3 separate regions of the Homo sapiens genome follow, and regions 1 and 2 are each linked to region 3. A link is a contact called in ENCODE Hi-C or POLR2A ChIA-PET data. All regions are on one chromosome and are shown on one strand. The core of a region is the stretch at or near the end of the contact, and the rest is flanking DNA. Distances in the headings are between cores, read along the strand shown.

Evidence for each region. Hi-C counts contacts between places; a loop is a spot of excess contacts on that map. ChIA-PET counts read pairs that join two places held with the same protein, here RNA polymerase II (POLR2A). Pooled maps may share reads with other maps.
Region 1: a loop to region 3 is called in a map with no recorded cell type, with 4 times the contacts of the local background. The contact joins the enhancer-like site here to the promoter of AVL9 in region 3. A Hi-C loop is called at or near these places in 8 of 168 maps with a recorded cell type or tissue (CD4-positive, alpha-beta memory T cell, CD8-positive, alpha-beta T cell, Calu3 and 4 more), 10 of 37 single-sample maps with no recorded cell type and 13 of 50 pooled maps. POLR2A ChIA-PET finds 5 or more read pairs at or near these places in 7 of 52 experiments (CD4-positive, alpha-beta T cell, GM12878, PC-3 and 4 more).
Region 2: a loop to region 3 is called in a pooled map, with 5 times the contacts of the local background. The contact joins the enhancer-like site here to the promoter of AVL9 in region 3. A Hi-C loop is called at or near these places in 10 of 37 single-sample maps with no recorded cell type and 6 of 50 pooled maps. POLR2A ChIA-PET finds 5 or more read pairs at or near these places in 2 of 52 experiments (A549 and SK-N-SH).

What each region holds. Positions count from the first base shown.
Region 1 is chr7:33,033,152-33,037,667 of GRCh38, reverse strand. All of the region lies in intron 1 of NT5C3A (5'-nucleotidase, cytosolic IIIA), which reads left to right. It also overlaps the pseudogene RPS29P14. Among named protein-coding and RNA genes, the nearest start is that of NT5C3A, 27 kb to the left of the region's middle. Within about 2 kb of position 2,952, at least 3 of the 41 ENCODE cell types and tissues checked have a DNase peak (open chromatin) inside an H3K27ac peak, as active enhancers do; they include PC-3, where a contact is called at or near this core.
Region 2 is chr7:31,881,410-31,885,795 of GRCh38, reverse strand. All of the region lies in intron 2 of PDE1C (phosphodiesterase 1C), which reads left to right. Among named protein-coding and RNA genes, the nearest start is that of PDE1C, 190 kb to the left of the region's middle. Within about 2 kb of position 1,860, at least 10 of the 41 ENCODE cell types and tissues checked have a DNase peak (open chromatin) inside an H3K27ac peak, as active enhancers do.
Region 3 is chr7:32,494,239-32,498,717 of GRCh38, reverse strand. It overlaps AVL9 (AVL9 cell migration associated), which reads right to left and starts at 3,229. Exons shown (of 16, transcript NM_015060.3): 1 at 2,916-3,229. The coding sequence starts at 3,008. It also overlaps a transcript of LSM5 not described here. RefSeq lists enhancers at 1,835-2,633, 2,634-3,432, 3,506-3,715 and a silencer at 2,766-3,415.

The sequences.
Region 1 (4,516 bases), core at 1,703-4,202, 540 kb before region 3:
GAGACTATCAACTTACTAGCAGGCTTTCTGAGAGAGGGAGAAAAAGACATTTTGTAATTTCATGGACTTAAAATGGAAGGGAGTAGGGACCGAATTTTAGAATTTGAGAAAATTTGATATATCTGCTATAACACCTTTTAATTATAAAGAACACAGATCTAATGTCCAACTTATATTACTAGAGTTTAAGAAAAAGTCAGATATGTTCTCGCTTTCAACTAAGTTGCCATTTTTAAATAGTGCTTTAATTATAAAATTTTACTTATCTGAAATAAAGTAAAAGTAAAGTCATTATGGAACAAACATAGCTTAGTAATTTTCCCTAAGATTTATACTACCAACACAGCAACAACCAAAAATCTTAGAATAATGATGAGAGATGTTTTAAAAACTGGTTCCTTTTGTTTGATGAACAGATATATTTAAACTTCACCCAGACCCTAAAAGGTTCATTCAGTTGATAAACACTCTCACATACCTATTTTGTGCTAGACACAATGCTCGATTCAAATACAGCTCATGTCTTAGTCATATCATATTAAAAAATTAAAGATTTTAGGCCGGGCGCAGTGGCTCATGCCTGTAATCCCAGCACTTTGGGAGGCAGAGGCGGGTGGATCACGAGGTCAGGAGATCGAGGCCATCCTGGCCAACATGGTGAAACCCCATCTCTACTAAAAATACAAAAATTAACCAGGCGTGGCGGCATGCGCCTGTAATCCCAGCTACTTGGGAGGCTGAGGCAGGAGAATCACTTGAACCCGGGAATCAGAGGTTGCAGTGAGCTGAGATCATGCCACTGCACTCCAGCCTGGCAACAGAGCAAGACTGCATCTCAAAAAAAATAAAAATAAAAAATAAAAAAATAAAAATAAAATTTTAATGTAAGAAAATTGAAGGAAAAAATGGACTTTTGTGTTATGTCTTCCCTTACTTTGTTCTGTCTGTATATTCCTATATTGATTCGGTAGTAGCAATGCATAATTTTCCCACAAACTTCATCCTTACATGTAGAGAAAGTGTTGATAAAATATTCTTGCAATAAAGTGCTCTTTGCAAATATGTACTTCATTTTCACTGTTTATTCAATTTTCTTAATACCATATAAGTTCTTACAGGAGAGCTTCAGATTCTCCATACAAAATGGTTAATCTAAAACTATGCTGGATAGAGTAAAACCCTTGCTGAGCTTCTTAGAAAAAAAAAAAAGATGCTTTATGTGTCAAATATAGGCTATGTTAAATCATAGCAAAGCCTTTTGCCTCATTGCACTCCCGAAAGCAAGATGGGTCACCAGCAGCCCTACTGGAGCCACCCACGGAAGCTGGGCCAGGGTTCTCACTCTTGTCACATCTGCCCAAACCAGCATAGTCTGATCTGGAAACACGGCCTCAATATGTGCCGCCGGTGTTTCCATCAGTATGCAAAGGACATAGGTTTCATTGAGTTGGACTAAGTGATCTTCCTTGAATGGATTATCCAAGGCATCCACCCAATGAAAGAAACCATGTTAGTTCTTTGTACATAAAATAAACATTTTTAAAAAACAAAATAAATAAGTCATACCAAAAATTCCACCTTAATATATTATTGGCATAACAGGAAGAACCTGAAATTTATGTATGTCACGTGTACTTTTTTTTTTCTCTTTTGCTGTGACATCACCTGGGAAAATCCAGAAGATTGGATAACCAAGAAATGACTAATCAAGAGTCTGCCGTACATGTGAAAATGGTGGGTATTTGCCTATTTCCAGTTCCATTTATTAATGGTAAATCTTCACCACTTTTACCTCTGTCTCTAACCAGATAATTATGGGACTGAAATTTTATACAACTCTTTCTTCACAGTGCATCACAAAATAAACCTCAAATACTTATTGAATTGAATTTCAAATTATCTTTAAAATGTTTTTGCTTGAAATCTAATGCACATTGTCGTGCTTCTCAGAATATAAAATGTTTCCCCATTCCTTTTTACGCTAAATTTTCTTTGCTCAGCAATAACACACTTAAATCGTACAGTGTGAAATACATTATTGTAGGTTTCCAAATTTAAATGACAAGCATTCAGAAATTTTTAAAATACTTACTTGCATGACAATAGAGTTGCATTATATATACTAGGATGAGATAGGAAATGTACAGGCTTTGGAGTCAGAACTGGCTTCGTATCTTAACTCATTCCGGCCGGGTGCCTGTAATCCCAGCACTTTGGGAGGCCGAGGCGGGCGGATCACCAGGTCAGGAGATCGAGACCATCCTGGCTAATACAGTGAAACCCCATCTCTACTAAAAATACAAAAAATTAGCCGGGCATGGTAACAAGCTCCTGTAGTCCCAGCTGCTCTGGAGGCTGAGGCAGGAGGATGGCTTGAACCCAGGAGGCGAAGGTTGCAGTGAGCCAAGATTGCGCCACTGCACTCCAGCCTGGGCGACAGAGCGAGATTCCGTCTCAAAAAAAAAAAAAAAAAAAAAACTCATTCCTTATTAGCTTCTATAGCCCTGAATGAGAGCAGTAATCTTACCTTTAAGAAATGGGTGTGAAACCGCCAACTATGTGTTATTATTCATACTCAGTGAAAACGTCAAGTTCCTAGTAACCCCAGATTAAGCATTCATTAAATATTGATCTACTCTATTACGTTAGTGAGTGTTTTAACTGTGTAACTGGCATATTTATTTGCATGTGTGGAAAGAAATTACATCTGTTCTCCATATTCACAGTGATAAAATCTTAAAAACAACAATTAAAAATAATCCTTTCTTTTAAAGAGAACAACTGCCTCATGATCTCTTGTTTTCTCTTTGTGTTCTTATTATTGTTGTGCCTCCTCTTCTGTTCCATTTATTTTTTCAGCTTTCTCTTTCTCTCTAGCTTTTTTCTGGCCTATAAACTAGAGCGTGACACAGCATTTTGTCACGCTTAATAAATCTCTTGTTCATCTTTCCCCCAACCAGTGTAGGATCAAAGGTGAAAGTTGACTCAAAATGGTGATTAAGTCATCGTCAGTTTAGTTATTGCTCTTAGGTTGAAGCGTATGAAATTGTTTTTATATGTCAAATATAGTCCAGTATTGCCAGTTTTATATGGTTCAACCTAATAACAGCTCTTTCTATCCATTGAAGGATTGGCACTTGATTCATTGGAATTGAGCATATCTCTTTGATACATAGAATTAAACCAGTCTAAAACTTATTTTCTTGTTTGGGTTGACTTTTTTTTTAACTTACGTGAACACAAGCAGTATAGGAATTCCCTGACATATAAACAATGTTAATCCTCTTTGTATAATGTTGTTACTTGGGTCCTAGAGCCCTCTAGAAGGTGTTTGTGGAGGCAAGTAGCAGTGTATTCACTCCACAGTTATTCAGACTGTTGAAGGAAAACAAGCCAAAAGATTTTTTTTAACTATTATTGCATTAATTTACACAATTTTTACCTTGGGTTTGCTTTCCTAAAAATATTGATAGGTCTGGCCGGGCGCGGTGGCTCACGCCTGTAATCCCAGCACTTTGAGAGGCCGAGGTGGGCAGATCATGAGGTCAGGAGATCGAGACCATCCTGGCTAACATGGTGAAACCCCGTCCCTACTAAAAATACAAAAAAATTATCCAGGCGTGGTGGCGGGCACCTGTAGTCCCAGCTACTCGGGAGGCTGAGGCAGGAGAATGGCATGAACCCAGGAGGCGGAGCTTGCAGTGAGCTGAGAGGCGCCACTGCACTCCAATCTGGGCGACAATGCGAGACTCCCTCTCAAAAAAAAAAAAAATTATATATATATATATATGTCTTTTATATTGACAACTTTATAGCATGTTATTCTTTACTTCTCATGAACAGGATTCAGATCTCTCTGTCCAGACTTTTTACATGCACACTTCTCTGTGTACACTCAAGTTCTATACAAACAGAGCTATTTCTCTTTTTCCCATATTAGACCCTGCACTTTGATTCCTCCCTAATCTCAGCATATCTAAATCCTGTTTCTCTTCCAGAGCCTACCTCTGTTGGCTCTTCCTCCTTTGACCCCAGAAGAAGAAATCTTTGTTTCTTCTATTCCTTTTACATTTTATCTGGACATCTTGGCAATGTATTAATTATTTGGGTTTCTATTTTTTAATCCACATTAGAGAATATGCACCTTGAGTGTAAGATTTATATTTTATATATCTCTTACAGAGCGGCTTCACACACTGTCTTATACTTAATATGTGGTGAAGGAATGAAAGAATTTGGCCTACACTATCTTAATGTAGAAACAGACCAAATATGTAATAAGCAAGGGAAATCGCTATTACTAAAATTTAGTAGTGCATAATCTTCCAAATAAATCTGAGAATCATCTATGTGTGGGGGTAAATGTACCAGTTTGAATAGGTGGCTTTAAATCTATACTTTCTGTGTAGCTGGATAAAAACTCTAGTGCCTACTTCTTTGTACCACTGCAGTAATGAAGTCTTTTGTTGCTACCAAATATAAACAATGGAAAACCAAGAAAGAATATTTCTCTGAG
Region 2 (4,386 bases), core at 611-3,110, 610 kb after region 3:
AGGCAGTTTTCTAAATTATAAAGTTGAACCAATAAGTTGCTTTTTAATGAAGCTCACTCCATTGGTCCTAGGAATTATCTTTGTGGAAAAAAAAGAAATATCTCTCCTCCCTAACATCCTTTTAAATTACAAAATACAGTGCTCTGGCCTTTCCTCACATAGTTCCCCTCTTCCAACACCTTTGTGCATCCCACATGTTGATTGGTGTGGGGTCAGGGGAAGTCAGCATCCAGGGCTCGCTCTGGATCTGAGGGCACAGGGAACTGAAGAGATTCAGTATCTCATCATATGCCTTGCAGGTAAGAAGCATACAGAAAGCAAACAGTTTACGCCAAGAAATGCAAGAGTCATGAAAAGATGCAATGGCTCATCCACAATGAAATTGCACACTGTCTTAACTGAAAGGCATCTTGCCAAAGTTGGAAGGCATAAGCACTTCCTAAAATGGTGTTGCACTTCTATACTGGAACTATTATCTGGCAGCTGCAGTGACAGAAATGGATGGAGTGCTGGAAACTATGAACATTCATTCTCTCAGAAGAGAAATCTTATTAATATTATTATTATTTGTATATTTTCCTACTTCTTTATCTTCCTTCCTTGTAAATTTATTTCAAATGCTCATGAAATAAATTCCCCTTAGGTGTCCAGACCAAAAATTCCCCTGGGTAGTATTAAAACACCAGATCTCCATCTTTCCCAAAATATAGGCTGCAGCATACCATGGGACCTGGCCTCTGAGGACATTTGCCTTTTAGATGGAATGGATTCACATGAAAAGCATCTAGACAACTTTACTAGGAAAACAAAGAAGAGCAGTTGAGCCCTCTGGCCTCAGCTAGTCTTTTCCAGTTGAACAAAAATACTTTATGACATGGGTATGAAAGATCCTGGCTAATTTTCAGACAACCCTTCTTAAGATAGATTAAGATCTAAGGAATACCTTCACTATAATGACAAATAGAGAGGGGTCCTTATTCTCATGAACTTAAATTGGCCAATGATAAAAGAGCTAATTTGAAACTCTTTTGCCCAAAGAATAGCCATTTCACCAAGAGGTAGGTAGGATATGGCAGGGCAGGGCTGGATATTCCAAATGGAATGGATAAAGAGCTAGAGAAAGGTGGGCTGAGGGGCCTATGGAGCATAAGCACCTGAACACTATGCTAAAGCTCAACAGAATTTGAAAGGGGCATCTGGAATCACTAGGCTTTGTGTGGCAGCTACATAAAGCAGAAAGTTGGCAGCTGCAGCTTGTATCTGACATGGGTGACACCCAAACAGGAGATGGGTATATACAAAGCTGGTCACCACTTAACTCTTTTTAACAATAAGTTCTTGTAGTCTTTCTATTGTCATGTTTTTTTCTTTTTAAAGAAACTTCTTATTGTGTTGATTTGGGCTTTTACCTTTGTTTCAGAGATCTATGGGTTTTTTTTGAATTGTATTGAACACACAGCAGATGCTCCCTAAAATTCACTTCTGTTTCCATTAGTGATTTTTTTTTTCAAAAGTGAATCCTTTCACATTTTGAATGCTGTATTTTCTTCTGTCTTTATTGCTGCATCTCTTCATGAATTTTTTTTCTGTTTCATCATCCTTGAGTAAAGAAAGGTGAATGTCAGCTGGGTGTTCTTCCATAAACAGAGTGACGGGTTGTTCTAGGTTCCCTCACTGTCTGCCAGGAAGTTGATTGAATCTTCTGCTCATCTCATAAGCTGGAAAGACAGGGTTACATATAAATTTCTAGTGCCTCCCACGCATCCAAAAGGTGCATTATTTCTGTGTCATTTCCTCTCTGGATCTGTTGAAACCACTTGGCTAGGGTTTTGCTTTCTATTTACAGCTTCCTGTTGGGTCAGAACTTCACACTGAATGCATAAATGTGACTGCCTAATGTCTGCCTGGCACCACTGGTGACTACATCAGGGAGAAGCCTCTGAATGGCTGATTTTCTGCTAATTGTGGCACAAAGCCTGGGTCTCCCTGATGGAGCCGATTTCAGTGCTACTCATTGGAACAGCTGAGTGAGATTCTAAGTGAAGCTTTCCCTGAAGGCCCCACTCCTCTTCTGGCCCTGGGGTCCCAGCCCCCTGATCACAAGGTGATATGAGGCCCCTTCATGACTTGATTCTCTCAATACTGTGCTTTCCCAGGAGTGGGAATTGTTAAAAATTAGTGGCTATACATCCATAGTCCATATAATGTCCTTAATAATTCCAATTATTTTTCAACTGATGAGAATTAGCTTTTAGTTTGTAAAAGTGGGAGAGGAAGTGTTTGTATGAGAAATAGGAGATTGTCCTAGTAAAAGGAGACGTGTCAGCTCATTTTCATGTTTAGTTGTCCTTGTATTATCAGCATTTTATTTTATCTGTCTCTTCTTTCCAGAATCTTTTTAAATTACTTGTCCATTTGGTACAGTTTGAGTTAGTTAAATCTAGGTCATGAATCAACAATCCATTTAACTGGAGACTCACGAATTCACTCCCTTGGAAGACCACTGTGCTTAAAGTTTTTGTTTTTGTTTTGTTTTCTGGAAAGGATATGAATGATAAATTTTGAAGTTGTTGACACCTGAGAATGTATTTATTGGCTTCTTATGTACTTGGTAACTCTGTAGATGTAGATATAAATGTCTTGAAGTTTCCCATATTATTCTCAAAAATTGGTACTGTTATTAAATTGCTTTTTGATGTTTGACATGATAGAAGTAGATGGCCAGGACAATTTTTTGTTACTTTGTAAGTATTATATTTCATTTTCTCAAAGATTTTCAAGTTTGTTTCTTTATTCTTTGAAATCAAAAATTACAGTAGCATACATTTGATGTTTTCATTTACTTTTAAAAAATTGTATTTGATCCCTTTTCATCTGCTTATACAGGTTTTACTTTAGCCTAGGAAAACTTATTCAATTAAAGCTGCTTCTGTTGTTTATTTCCTAGGGAAGTTCTATTATAGGTAGATAGGATCTTCTGGCTTTTACTTCTATTACTCTTATAATTTTTCTCATCATTTTCTTGGTTTTTGTCATTTCCTCTTAGGTTCTAGAATTGAGATGGATTCTACTAGAGTTACATGTCAGTTCCTGATAGAACCTGTAAGCCCCAAATGGAGAGAGGCATTTTTAAGAAGTTTAATTTTACTCTTATGTTTGAGAGTAAACTTTAAAAAGTCTAATTTTACTTTCATTTTTGAGACTAAACTTTGAAAAGTTTAATTTTACTCTCATTTTTTCGTTTGGGAGTCCAAACAGCCTAGGGGATAGCTGGGCACCTTGAGGTGAGAATCAGAACTGGAGGCAGACTTAGCCAGGAATGTGTTTTGCTAAAGAGCTTCCAATCCTTATTTGGAGCAGCAGTCAGAGCTCCCTGCTGCTGTCTCCCCATTCTTTGGCAGGCTGGCTATCCTTCTGTGTGAGTGACTGGCATGCCCTTCCCTGCCAACTCCCTGTCTCGTGCTGCCTCTGAAATTCAGAACTCTTCCCAGTGCTGCTAATGGCATTGCCAAGGCTGACCTTCACCTCCAAGCCTGCAGGGGCCTCTGCTGATTTCCTTTGCATATTTCCGTTTGATATATTGCAGATTCGTAATTCAGGTAGATACTACCTGAATCTAATGTTATTTGTATTTTATATCATTGAAACTCCTGGAAATTATTTTATGGTTGACCCTCTTGCTTACTTTTTAAGGTTGATCCAAGATTTTTTCTCATTCTTTATTGTGGGTCATTTTCATGCAAATCAGGAAGGGAGTAGTCTATACCTTGCCATGAAGGCAACCTATTTGAGGATATTTTGATGTCAGGAAGGTGAGAACAGATTGCGTATACCAACGGGAAGTGGAGATTTGACAATCATTTTAAATATCTTGCTAGAATTTTTCTCATTTGGTTATCTGTGGTGATCAAAGTCATTGAATAATGACAATAGCTATAACGATTGCCTTTTCAAAGAACAACCGAGTCACATACTCTATATCAATTTCATTTAATCTTTAGGTCAACTTTAGAAATTTCATACTTTGCTCTTCATTAAGATAACACTCAAAGATGTTACATAACTTACCTAGGGTTGCACAGCTAATAAGTTATGAAGTGAGCTTCAAACCCCAGTTCGTCTTCAAAGTCTCTACTCTTTTCATTGCTGGTTATCAAACAGCCTGAAGAGTTGCCCAATCTCCAAATCTCTGTGGTATTTACAGTATTCTCAGTTACCGCATGTTGATCATCTGTAGTCATTTTATTGTTCTCATGAATACTAAGTCCTCTGTGCAGATAATGTTCATATAAATAACAGAAAAAACATGTTTTATTGCTTCTCTTGTATAGTCTGGAATTCCTCGGTTTAAAATCAATCCTCATATTTTCTTTTCTTTTTTAACTA
Region 3 (4,479 bases), core at 1,980-4,479:
AATGTTAAGTATATCAGTAAACTAGAAAAATGACATCTAGAAGCTAACACGCTATCTACAGAAGAATTTACTTCCACAAGTTACCCAAATAAAAGTGAAAAAAAAAAAAAGATCAAGTGATAAAGTTAATAGATGTTCATTTAAATTCAAATGAAGGAATTTTTCATTTAAAATACATCTGGCCTGATGCCTGTAATCCCAGTACTTTGGGAGGCCAAGGCGGGTGGATCACTTGAGGTCAGGAGTTCTAGACCAGCCTGACCAACATGGTGAAACCCCGTCTCTACCAAAAATATAAAAAATTAGCCAGGTACGGTGGTGCATGCCTGTAATCCCAGCTACTTGGGAGGCTGAGGCAGGAGAATCACTTGAACCCAGGAGGTGAAAGTTGCAGTGAGTGGAGATCGCGCCACTGCACTGAACTCCAGCCTGGGTGACAGAACAAGACTCCGTCTCAAAAAAAAAAAAAAAAAAAAAAAATCTGAGGACTTCAAAGGTGGAAAAAGTGCTAGAAACAAAATGAACTAACATTTTCCACAAGCCTAGTTTTGGGTCTTCAACACAGCAGTATTAGAAGATGGCTTTTACTTTGAGGTCCATGTCAAATGACAAAGTTATCATGCTTAACCAAGCGGACTGCTGAAAGGCATCACTTTTAAAACAAAGGTTTTACTTCAGTCACTTCTATTTAAAAGTTACAAATTACGACCAAGTATAGGAATCTTCCCTATGCACAATCTCAGCGCACATTTAGAACTAATGGTCATGACTGGGCGTGGTGGCTCACGCCTGTAATCCCAGCACTTTGGGAGGCCGAGGCGGGCGGATCACGAGGTAAGGAGATCGAGACCATCCTGGCTAACATTGTGAAACCCCGTCTCTACTAAAAATACAAAAAATTAGCCGGGCGCGGTGGCGGGCGCCTGTAGTCCCAGCTACTCGGGAGGCTGAGGCAGGAGAATGGTGTGAACCCAGGAGGCAGAGCTTGTAGTGAGCCGAGCTCCACTGCACTCCAGCCTGGGTGAGAGAGTGAGATTCCATCTGAAGAAAAAAAAAAAAAAAAAGAACTAATGGTCAACATGACCCACGGCAATTTTGAATACTTGGAAGAGCAGTCTAAGTACCCTCACACAAGTTAAAACCGTGTTAAGTCAGAGTCACAACTCAATGAGCCATGCACCTTTAATTTACACCTGGAAGTAAAATAGTTAAAGTGGAGAATTAGGTAGCTGATTAATCTATCCTGGGGCAAATCTTACATACTTTAATTAAAGCCTCTGAAAACACCTGATGTACAGGTTATAAAGAACAGATTCTAGACCAGTCATTCTAAGACTTATGCATGTAACACACACTTTCCAAAACTTTTTTTTTCGCTCTTGTTGCCCAGGCTGGAGTGCAATGGCGTGATCTCGGCTCACAGCAACCTCTGCCTCCCGGCTTCAAGCAATTCTCGTGCCTCAGCCTCCCAAGTAGCTGGGATCACAGGCATGTGCCACCACGCGCAGCTAATTTTGTATTTTTAGTAGAGGCGGGGTTTCACCGTGTTGTCCAGGCTGGTTTCGAACTCCTCACCTCAGGTGATCCACCCGCCTCGGCCTCCCAAAGTGCTGGGATTGAGACAGGGTCTTGCTCTCTCACCCAGGCTGGAGTGCAGTGGTGGGATCAAGGGTCACTGTAGCCTCAGCCTCCTGGGCTCAAGCGATGTTCCCACCTTAGCCTACCGAGTAGCTGGGACTACAAGTGCGCTATCACATGCAACTAATTTTTTAATTTTTTTGTGGAGACAGTGTTTCCCTTTGTTATCTAAGCTGGTCTCAAACTCCTGGGCTCAAGTGAGCCTTTCATATCAGTCTCTAAAAGTGCTGGCATTCCAGGTGTGAGGATATATTTCAAAATTACGCACAAACACGATTTTTTCACTCCCATCACTTTTCTCTTATTCCCTAGAGAACTTAATTTTTGCCAATAAGTCTTCTAAAATGTTACATTTCCTGTGGAATGCAAGAAACTAAATGCTTCATTAGCTAGTGGTGGCAATTACTATTTTTAATACTTCAAAAAAGCATTTCAATTTACTGTTCACTAGCACATTATGACATCATTCCCTTCCAGTGTTTGCTTGCTCATTAAATAATCCTGTTTCTATTTTGTTCTCTTGCCTTCAATACATAGATTGCAAATATTCCATTTCAGATGCTGCATTAATGATTCAGTGAGGCTGCTGAAAAACGCCTTTATATTTGAACGGTTTGGTAATACACTTTCTCTTATTGCGGTTGATATGGAGAGATTAATCTCTCACCAAAAGGCAAAATCTGGAGAAGATGAAATAGCAAAACTAAGGACCAATGGGAAGGGGGAGGCAAAGTCAATCGACAACCGTACCTAACAGGAGAGATTCCAAGGCTTCCATCAGATAAACAAAGGAAGCTGATTTTTCTACGGAGGCTGCATGTGCTGCAAGCTACCTGAAGCATTAGTATGCAAGCCCACTGAGCCTATTACCTTGAAAGCAGAGTCCAAGCACTGAATTTTTCTAGACTCCCATTATAGGTGGACACCCAGAAAGCCAGTGGAGACAATGATGGACGGGGAAGAGAGTGGGGCCGGTCTTCGATGCTTTCCTCCCACTCCACCAAAGCAGAAGTTAAAAACCTACAACCTACACGTATCAACCAGCTCCTCCGCTGCTCAACCATTTTTCAGGGGCAGAAGGAAGAGGTTGTGGGGGCTGGGCTTCATGTGGGGCGGGTGGGAGGAGCTGCAAAAGGAGTCAGGTTGAGAGGCGAAGGGTCGCAGGCGCTGTGGGGAGGACTGCACGACGCGAGCTGAGCACACAGAAGCAGGGCAGGGGGGCCCCGGAAGGGGCGAACGCCCGAACGGCTGGGGGCGGGGGCGGGCCCTTTCCTCACCTGGCAGCCCTTCTTGTGGTGAAATCCGACCACCACGATGTGCAGTACGGGCCCCCGGGGGACGCCATCCCCGCCTCTCCTGGCCTTCTCCATGGGCGGCCGCCGCGGGCCCGCACGACGACTTCGACCGCCAAGGGCAGCGGGTCTGACGACCCCACCGTGTGCGGAAAGCCGCGGACTTCGGGTGTCAGCGAGCACAGCACATGAGGGCCGCACAGGGAGATCGGTGGAGGCAAAGCAGCTCCCGCCGCCCCCAGGGCCACGGCCGCCCTTCCCTCATCCGCTTCCGCAGCTTCCGGGCTGTCACCTGACACGGCGGCCGCCGCCGGCGAGGCAGGGCTGGGCAAGGCCGGGAGGGCCCTGACGGGGCGGGGTCTGAGAGGCCGAGGTGGAGCCTGGGGGAGCGGGGTGGGTCTAGGAGAGGAGAGATCGACTCTGTGGGGCGGGGAGGAGCGGGGGGAGGAGCGGGGGGAGGGCGGGTCCGGGTGGGACTTGACGAGGAGCGGCGGGGTGGGGCTTACGTGACCCGGGCGGCTGGGCTTGCAGAGCCTGTGGTGTCCGCGGGACCTGGAGGTGCGGCGTGGCACACCTGCTTTTTCCTCCCTGGATTCAATCTCAAAGCACTTCCTTCTCTTTTGCCTTCTCTTTTTCCTCAAAGTTTTCCCACTTCCCTCTTCTCTTCTGTTTTCCTTGCTTTTTCACATCTTTTCGGTTCACTCTCCGAGTGTCCGATTCCTTCACCTCCTTGCCTTTGCCTCTGTGGCCCCCGTCCTTATTCTTAAATATGTAGTAACATGGAGCATACTGGTGAGGTTGCGTATCTGTGTATTCAGCCTTTAAATTACTTGCTTACTCGAGAATTCTTGTTTGTTTCTTTCTAGAGTTTTTTTTTCTTCGTTTAAATATTATGTGTAGGAATCTGAGACGCATTTAAAACCTGAAACAGAATATCCTTGACAACAAAGGAAGTTTACTTGGATACGTGTAAAATGATTATTCTAGTCCTGCGATTTTATAAGAATATTCTTTTCATTCCATCTCATTTTGGGTGTAGTACTCTGGTCAATACAAAATATATGGGCTCTGTTGTCACCAGGGTTTTTTAATTCCTTTACTGATTGTACTACAATTCTTTTTTAAGCAGTGAATCTCATGTCAATTTAAAGTGCATTATAGAAAAGATTTAACAAGTCTTATCTAGGACAGTTTTCAAATAACCTAAAGGATAGGTGTCTGCTTCAAATAGAATTCGAGATTACTACAGTAACTGTGATATTTTGCACTTCTGGTCTTGAAAAGTAAGGAGCTCTGTTCTAATCTAACCATAGCTGAGAAAAACAGTAGGCTTCCTAAATCAAATTTAGTTTCTGTGATTCAGTAGAACTGTTTTAATGCTAATACTGCAGACATTTTTCAAGATGCTGCTATACATTTCTTTTCTGTATTACAAAATTATTGGCATTGGCTAAGAAAACTGTGTAAAACTATATTGCTCCCTGTATGCAGAATATATTAACTGTTTTCTTAATATATTAACTGTTTTGAGCTGTCAGCTGTGTGATGT